2 separate regions of the Homo sapiens genome follow, and region 1 is linked to region 2. Evidence: chromatin contacts called from ENCODE Hi-C or POLR2A ChIA-PET data. All regions are on one chromosome and are shown on one strand. Each heading gives the region's core, a stretch centred on a gene start or an enhancer-like site at or near the end of the contact. The rest is flanking DNA. Distances are from core to core; before and after follow the strand shown. Region 1 overlaps CDH2 (cadherin 2). Region 2 has its middle 83 kb from the start of CDH2-AS1.

Evidence for each region. A loop is a pair of places that touch in the nucleus more often than their neighbours do. ChIA-PET counts read pairs that join two places held with the same protein, here RNA polymerase II (POLR2A).
Region 1: a map of endothelial cell of umbilical vein shows a loop between it and region 2 (2.4-fold over the local background). The contact joins two enhancer-like sites. A Hi-C loop is called at or near these places in 2 of 168 maps with a recorded cell type or tissue (PC-3 and endothelial cell of umbilical vein). POLR2A ChIA-PET finds 5 or more read pairs at or near these places in 1 of 52 experiments (BJ).

What each region holds. Positions count from the first base shown.
Region 1 is chr18:28,109,748-28,114,186 of GRCh38, reverse strand. The region is part of intron 2 of CDH2 (cadherin 2); the gene reads left to right. Among named protein-coding and RNA genes, the nearest start is that of CDH2, 65 kb to the left of the region's middle. Within about 2 kb of position 2,993, at least 4 of the 41 ENCODE cell types and tissues checked have a DNase peak (open chromatin) inside an H3K27ac peak, as active enhancers do; they include endothelial cell of umbilical vein, where a contact is called at or near this core.
Region 2 is chr18:27,836,571-27,840,744 of GRCh38, reverse strand. No RefSeq gene overlaps it. Among named protein-coding and RNA genes, the nearest start is that of CDH2-AS1, 83 kb to the left of the region's middle. Within about 2 kb of position 1,449, at least 2 of the 41 ENCODE cell types and tissues checked have a DNase peak (open chromatin) inside an H3K27ac peak, as active enhancers do; they include endothelial cell of umbilical vein, where a contact is called at or near this core.

The DNA of each region.
Region 1 (4,439 bases), core at 1,744-4,243, 270 kb before region 2:
CTAGCTATTTGAAACTATGAAATATTGTTAGTGTCATCCTACAGTGCTATAGAACACTAGAATTTATTCCTCCTATATAGTCGTAATTTTGTATCCTTTAACAAATCTCTCTCTATCCCTCCCTCCCCAGCCTCTAGTATCCTCTCCCACCTAACATCTTACTTGTTGGAGGATGCCACTACTAAATACTATGAAATCTGATTTCATTCCAAATGACTGCTCTTGTTTTAGATAGTCTTTTTCCTTTTTCTTTCTCCAGATACTGTCATTTTTCCTTCACGATTTTTAAAAGGAAAATGCATATTTTCATTGTGCCTCTTGGGAGTTTGTATAAATTACTCAGTCTTTTATAAATTACTCAGCCTTTTATGGAGTGTAACTTTATATACATTAAGAGTCATCTTTAAAAGCTCAAAGGAATTTATAGCAGTATTGAATATTCCCTGTCTTTTTTTCAGAGCTAATTCTGTTATTTTTTTAAACTATGTGTATTTTATACAGTATTCCAAGGAAGAGGATTCTGTAAAAATGCCCATAGTAGTAGAAATGTTTTGGTCCCATCTCATCAGCTATGAAGCTATCTAAATCCAAATCATTCTTATTTTAGTTATGCTAAATCTACCTCGCCTTCCCTTCTTAGGCAGTGGAGAATATTTGTGCCACGTCTTTGGTAAACATATTTCTTTTTTTCATCATCTTTTTTTTTTTTTTCCTTTTGCTGGCTTACCTCAGTATATTGACACTTCTGCATTCCAGATGATTAACTATGTAGGTATTTAAATGTTCTGTTCAATATGGTAGCCAGTAGCCATATGTAACTATTGATCATTTTTAATGTGGTTGCCTTGGATTTTGAAGACCAAGTACCAAAAAAAGAATATAAAATGTCTCCTTTTAAAATATTGATTATATATTGAAATGATAATATTTTGGATATATTGGGTTAAATAAAATATGCTATTAAAATCCATTCACCTGTTTCTTTTTACCTTTTTAATCTGGCTGCTGGAAACTTTCAAATTACACTTGCAGCTTACCTCATACTTCCACTGTCCTAATTCCTATATAGATGCTTTGCACTATAGTATCCACATTCAGTGTTTTATTCAAGGTCTGATAAATATCAGTTGTATTGAAAGGAGATTTATTATCATCATAGTCCACACATACTTCCCAGTGCATTTACCTACCCCCCTGGCATTCTTAAATTTTAGCAAAGTTGATTTATTTTTTCTTATTGTTTTGAGTCCACAGATTTGGCCTCTTTGATTCCTTTTTCTGTGTTGTCTCTGCTGTTGACTTTTCTTCAGTAAGAGAATTAGGATACACTCTTGCAAAGCCTGTATGCCTTGTTTGCTTGCCAGCCTGTGGAAATAAGGAGCCTTAGAGTGTGGCTTTGATCTCCACTTTGAAGTAGGTAAATCTGCTACTCTGAATGTGGGCAGGGATCCTCGGGAAATTGTTGTTGTTGTTGTTGTTGTTTTTCTCTTTTCCTGTAAAACAAGGTTTGAATGACTAATTAGAAGATATTTATAAGAGCCTACATACTTCATGGTAGTAAAGGTTATTGGCTTATTAAAAAGATGATCATGAGAACTATAATGTAGTTTTAAGAAACTTTCTTTTAGAAAACCTGCCTGTTAACTTATTTTAAGTGCGTTTGAAGTTATGAGTGAAATTTTACATAAACTTCACAGCCTTTTGCTGAATCCACCACCTCGGTGCCTCCTTCAAAGGAATTTGAGTCGGCCTCTTTACTGGCCATTTGGTATCATCTCTGCTGTGAGCCAGACAGAATCTTTTTCCACTCATTCAGATCATGGTGTGGAATTCTGTGGGCAAGACATCACTAACCCATTTTAGGACAGTGAAAACAGCAAGTCAGAAGGTTTTATTTTGGTTCAGTGAATTTGCCTGTGACCGTGGAGCTAAAATATGAAACAAACCAGCTCTGGAGACACAGAGTCTTGCATTTATAGTGGGGGTGATTAGATAAGTGGTCTGCTGGTGACATGGACGTGATTCATGCTCTATCTGCTGATGACTAAACTTTCCAAATACTTTCAGTGTACTGATAGTACATTTCTTAAATGCTAAATATATCTAACTGTTAACAGCTAATTGTCTGTCGGGCTCATTGTCTGTTACCCTTAAATGCTAAGGTCAGACTGTCCTTCTAGTTTTGTAGATAGAAGAATATGTGTGGCAGAGGCCAGGGAAGAAAATCTATAAAAAATGAGGGTATACTTGTAAAAGTTTGTTAGTTTAAAATTTTGAAAGTAATTATTTTAACTGCAGTTTAAACTGTTTACATTTTTTTCTTGTTATTTATTCTTATTCAGTTCAGAACAGAATCATAGAACTTTACATCTGAGAAAAAAAACTTGAAAGATCATGTGTTTCAAGCTCTTAATCTTTCCCTGTTGCATATTAGTATACTGGGTTTAAACAGGTGAATGACATTTTCAATCTTTATGCTAATTGATAGCATGGGTTAACGCAAAATTTGGCACTCTGACATTGAGGTTGAGTGTTCTTTCTGCCAGGGTTTGACTTCACTCAAAAGTTTCAGGTTGATCAAGACATCTGGGAACTCAGTGTTTTGAATTTCAGAGAGCCGGCACCTGCCTCTCTGATTCTCAGTTCATTTATAAAATGCTAGGTCTTGGATAGATCGTTTCTAAGATTATCGTTTTGCTCCCACAAATTATAGGACGGAGTGCTTTCCTTCTTTTTCTTTGATGTGGACAACATTCTTACCTCGAATACATGTTTTCAGTCTTTTAAAAAGCCACTTCTGTTCCAAAGTTATGCTAACTAATATTGAAAATCCAGATGAAATTTCATTGCTTGGGGGTTTGGGATTGGGGTCACGTATGCACGTGCTACACCCATGCCTCGAAATATCTCTGTCTAGGTCAGCAAGTGGGCTCCGGGACAGAGGAGAAGGCTGAGGCTAAGCTGCGGAGGCTTTGAGGTTTGATAATAGAAGTCCTCCTCTGTTGTTTTCTTCCCTGGCAGCATTTGATTTGCCTCTTTCCAATGCCTGTAAGTAGGCCAGGGGCGCCACTGCAGACTGGGCTTGGGAGTCGATAGGAGAGCTGATAAGAACTCTCTTTTTGCAACACTGAGCAAGAAGGCCCATCTTCCATGACTCTGCACAGACCGATGGCTGGATGGGCATTTTCTTTCTTTTTCAGCCTCTTTCCTTTCTCATGCTAACCTCATTTAGCTTGATGTACTCCGAGTCCTGCTTGATCTAGAAGTGGACCCCGGAGAGAGCGTGGCTTGGCGAAGAGAACCAACAATTTAGAGAATAGTGGTTTGGGTTCTATAGCCATCTTTGTCCTGTGCAGCTGGATACCTTTGGCCACATCTTACCACCTCTCTTTGGCCTCCATTGCAGCCTATATAGATATAGGTGTCTTTTTCATTTGAATTCTTGTTGCAGTAAATAACATATTCACTTTAGCAATTACAGTATGCATTGATTTCACGATCATTAATTTCTTTCTTTTAGTGGCAAAAAGAAATCCTCAGTCTACTTTTAGTTTCCCAAAAGCATCTATATTCATGATCCCACTTCTCATGACTCCTGCTATTGCTTAGGTAGATTGGCCCAGTAGCTTGCAGAACAGAGTCGTTATTTCAGGCATGAGGAACAAAAGCAAAGGCTTTTGCAATGAGAATTGGCCATTGCTGTGTGCATTTGGCCGCAGTCAACTGACTTCTTTTCTTGGTCTGTCTGCATTACTCCCTTTTTCCTAAATTTGATTCTGACTGAATTCCTGGCTGAAGTGGCTGCAGCAGTCTCTTACTCCTGGCCTTAACTCAGCATCTCACAAAGGGCTCAGGTTCATTCTCAAGAAATAATTTATGCAGTGAAAGCATGTGGCTGACAGAGGGTCCCATGTAGGGAGACACTGTTTTGTTATGTTAGTCTTTGGCTGCAACTAAAGCAAAGCAGAATTAACTACGGGATAATGCTAAACAGCGGAGATAACAGCAGAGGTCCCTGTATGTAATTAGTACAGCATGAGTGTGTTCTCATTTCATGTGTTTACATGGGCAACACCAAGTTCTTAATTCAGAAAGGGAATAAACTCCTAAGTGTGTTGGGTTATTGCCTCTTACCTCAGAAAAGGACACCATATGGCCTTGTATTTGTATGCTCTTGCCATGACAATTCCTTCTGTCAAAAGTGATTTTCTCCAAAAGTATGGTATGTACATTCTTGGGCAGTCATTCAAAAAAGGAAAGGAATAGCCTTTGTTAACCCGCATTTTTGAAAGTACTATTTTGGCATATGAAAGAGGAATCAATAACACTTTATACATGCTGACACTATGTGCTTTTTGTTATTGTAAGAATCTATAATTTCATAAACTGTAAGAAAAGCTTTCTTCTTGATCTTCAGATTACCTGGACGTGGAATTTTT
Region 2 (4,174 bases), core at 200-2,699:
TGCAGCTCTATCAGAGATCTGGGATAACCAGGTACATTGTCAATGACCAGTAATATTTTGAAAGAATTTTTTTTCTCAGCAGTAGGTCTCAGCAGTGGGTTTAACACATTCAGTAAACCATGCTGTAAATAGATATGCTGTAAACAGGCTTTATGGTTCCATTTCTAAAGTGTAGGCAGACAGATTTAGTATAATTCTTAAGCACTCTAGGTTTTTGGAATGGTAAATAAGCATTGACTTCAACTAAGTCACCAGCTCTATTAGCCACTAACAAGAGAGCAGCCTGTCCTTTGAAGCTTTCAAGCCAGGAATTGACTTGTCTTCTACAGCTATGAAAGTCCTAGATGGCACGTTCTTCTTGGACAAGGCTGTTTTGTCTCTATTGAAAATCTGTTGTTTAGTATAGCCACGTTCATCAATTATCCTAGCTAGATCTTCTTGGATAACTTACTGCAACTTCTACCTCAACACTTGCTGTTTCACATTGAACTTTTGCTATGAAGAAGCTTCTTTCCTTAAACCTCAGGAACCAACTTCTGCTAGCTTCACACTTTTCCTCTGCAGCTTCCTTACCCCTGTCAGCCTTTATAGAATTGAAGATAATTAGGGCCTTACTCTGGATTAGGCTTTGACTTAAGGGAATGTTGAGGCTGGTTTGATCTTCTATCCAGACCACACAAACTTTCTCCATATTAGCAACAAGCTGTTTTGCTTTCATATAATCATGTATTCATTAGGGTAGCACTTTTACTTCCCTTCAAAAATTTTTTCTTTGCATTCACAACTTGCCTTTCTCTTTGTCACAAGAAGCCTAGCTTTCAGTCTGTCTTGGCTTCCAACATGCCTTCCTCACTAAACATAATCATTTCTAGTTTTCAATTTTTAATTTAAAGTGAGAGATGTATGACTTTACCTATCACTTGAACACTTACAGGCCATTGTAGGGTTATTACCTGGCCTAATTTCAATATTGTTGTGTCTCAGCAAACATCATGGCCCAAAGAGAGGGAGAGAGATGGGAGATTAGCTGGTGGTAGAATTGTCAGAATATACACAACCATTATCCATTAAGTTTGCCATCTTACGTGGGCGCAGTTCATGATATCCCAAAACAATTACAAGAGTAGCATCAAAGATCACTGATTTGTAGATCACCATAACAGATATAATAAATAATGGCAAAGCCACAGAAACATGAAGCAAGTACTTGCTATTGGGAAAATGCTTTGATAGACATGCTCAATGCAGTGTTGCTACAAACGCCAATTTCTAAAAAATACATCTGTGGGGCACAATAAAGTGAAGCACAATAAAATGGTATGCATGGTATGCATGTATATCCTCAGGAGCTAGCAGTAGCCCTTATTTCTCCTATTTATAGGCCTATGTGACTCAAAAAGCAAACGGGCAGCTGCATGCAGGATGTCTTAGTCACTCAGGCTGCTGTAACAAGGTGCTACAGACTGGGTGTCTTATCAAAACAAACAGAAATGTATTTCTCACAGTTCTGAAGGCTGGAAGCCTGAGATCAAGGTGCTAGCATGGTGGAGTTCTGGTGAGGGCTCTCTTTTGAGATTCAGACTCCTGATCTGTGTTGCATCCTGTTATGGTGGAAAGAGAGAGAAAGTGAGCTCTCTCTGTAAGACCACTGATATCATTCATGAGGGCCTCAAACTCATGACCTAATTAGCTCCAAAGGCCTCACCTCCAAATACCATCACTATATGGATTGGATTTCAACATATGAATTTTGGGAGGGACACAAACATTCAGTCTGTAACACAGGGCTGTTTCCTTGTATATGAAGCCAAAGGGGAAAGTCTTTCCATCTACAAGGTCATTTGAAAAGCATCCAGTGTGTGTTAGAGAGTTGGGCACACAATTACTATTTAACATCTTGCCTTGGCCATGGAATGAATTTGTCTTGCTCAGATAGTGAACCAAGATCTCTCTACCTTTTCAAGGACATGCTGTGACCAACAGAGTGATACTGCCCAGATAGGAATGATGCTTAACTATCATTTGCTGCTTTGAACAGTCCTGAAAAAACAGCAATGCTTGCACCATTCATATGTAGTTGCTGGCTTTTCACACCACTACCTTCCTGAGGGTGATTAGTTTTTCTTCTGCTCTAACCTTTGGAACTCCTTAATCAGCTTATTCCTAGGCTTGAGGCCATTAGCACTGATCTGAAACTAGAGGTCTCCAAGCATCTCAGTGGTAGATGCACAGCACATTGGTACAAACCATCAACCAGGCAGCTAGTCTCAGGCTTTCTAAACTTTGTGATTCAGCCAGGTGGTGAGATGAGGCATTACCAAAATTATTTTTCTTAGTCACACTTATCAGTCACACTGGTTGGTTGGGGGCCAACCAACAGGCAAGCCAACTACCTTTTCCAATTTGTACTTAATTACATCATCATATAGGCAAAGTAATGGGCTCTGGTTTCTGGCCCTCCTCTAAATTCAAACAAAATCACATAAGCATTAAGAGAATCATATCACCTTGGCTCACTCTGGCCTCTAAGCATGAATACAGAATGAGGGAAACCACCAGATGTTAAGCTGATCATATCTGCTGAAAAAGACACATCCAAGTGTTGTGTGCCAAGGGGTTTAGGGACCCTGCAGTCATATCAGTTTGGCTATAATCTCACTGGATCTTATAAAGAAAAAGAGTGCAGATCAAGCCAGCACCTGGATGGCAGATGCCGAATCTCCTGGAGAGATGCAGTAAGTGATGCATGGAACCCAAGTAACACTTCCCCCTTTGTGCCTATAATAAATCAGTACCTAGTAGGAGACAAGAGATTGCCTTTTAGTGGGCCCTGTCTCTTTACCTGAGCTTTTTTCTAGATGGCCCATAAAAATAACTTCTGCCTTTACCCATACTTTGAGATGAATTGGTTATTTCTCCCCCAAATAAAATTAACCTTTTTTTTCATCATTTATCAGTGAAAAAAATTACTTGATTAAATTCTTTACTTGGTCATGGCTACAAAGATGTGTCATGACTTTTTGTTTATTTCTCCAAAGAGATAGTAGAGCTTGAAGATGAATAAATGAATTCCCCCTAACATAGGTAATAAAATGCCTTTGATCATTGGATATAAAAATAGCTATAAAAATGCAAGTGTTTCTCTAATGGTCCATCTTGCTTTTTTATGAGTCTCTCTACTGCCATTGCATAGGTAGATTTCATGTTGGGCTATGCAAATCTCCATTCGCCTGCCTCTTCTGTTCATAAATGTATTACCCCAGTCATGTTTGAATTAGGAAAGCTTCTAGTGCTTCAATATTTATTTACTTTTCATCGTAAAAATAGTTAACCATAACCACCTATACCTTTATGTGTGATGCTCTATTACTTGAACAGGGTTTCAGCTTATCACTGCATATTTAATGTCATGTCTTCTTAGCTATGTCTCATATAACCAGCTTCTAATTTCAGCCTCTGCCTAGTTAAAACACTTTGTCAAACTTCCCTATCACATTTTTTTTCTCACACACATCATTTCATCCTCACTCCTGAAAAATCTGTTAGTGGCAATTCCAATATTGGCAATGTAAGAGTGAAAAAAAAACTTTAAAAAGGGAAAACTGAATTTAAATTTCATCATTGCAAAAATGAAACATTAATTGAACCCCCGTAAAGAAAGGGCACATTATATCTCAGACATATGTGGCTGGTGACCAAAGAATTACTACACAAAGGTTAAATAATGTATCATTCACTAAAATAAAAGGAATCATTTACATATTTATTTAAATAGATACTCCTCCAATACTTTTAAGCCTAGTTTATGTATTATTAATTAATCAAGAGAAAAATTCTGGCACAACGTAAAATGTGAAAAACTACTGTCAATTGAGGTTTAATAAAAATGAGTACATAATACTTAAAATGACAATGTTATTCACTTGAAATATATAATTTGATTTTTAAGTAACATTTTTGGGAACATAGTTACTACATAAGGCACTGTGTGTGATTGGGAAGTTAAATAGCTTTAGACAATGTAGAATATGAAAATAACATATTTCTACAGGAAGGACATCAGGAGTCTTGGAGGTGGTATTTCAATCTAGATTTATTAAGTACATCTCTTGGAAGATAAAATGAATTCTGGGCTGGAAATACTTGAGGGAGAAAAATAATAGATCTGTTTATA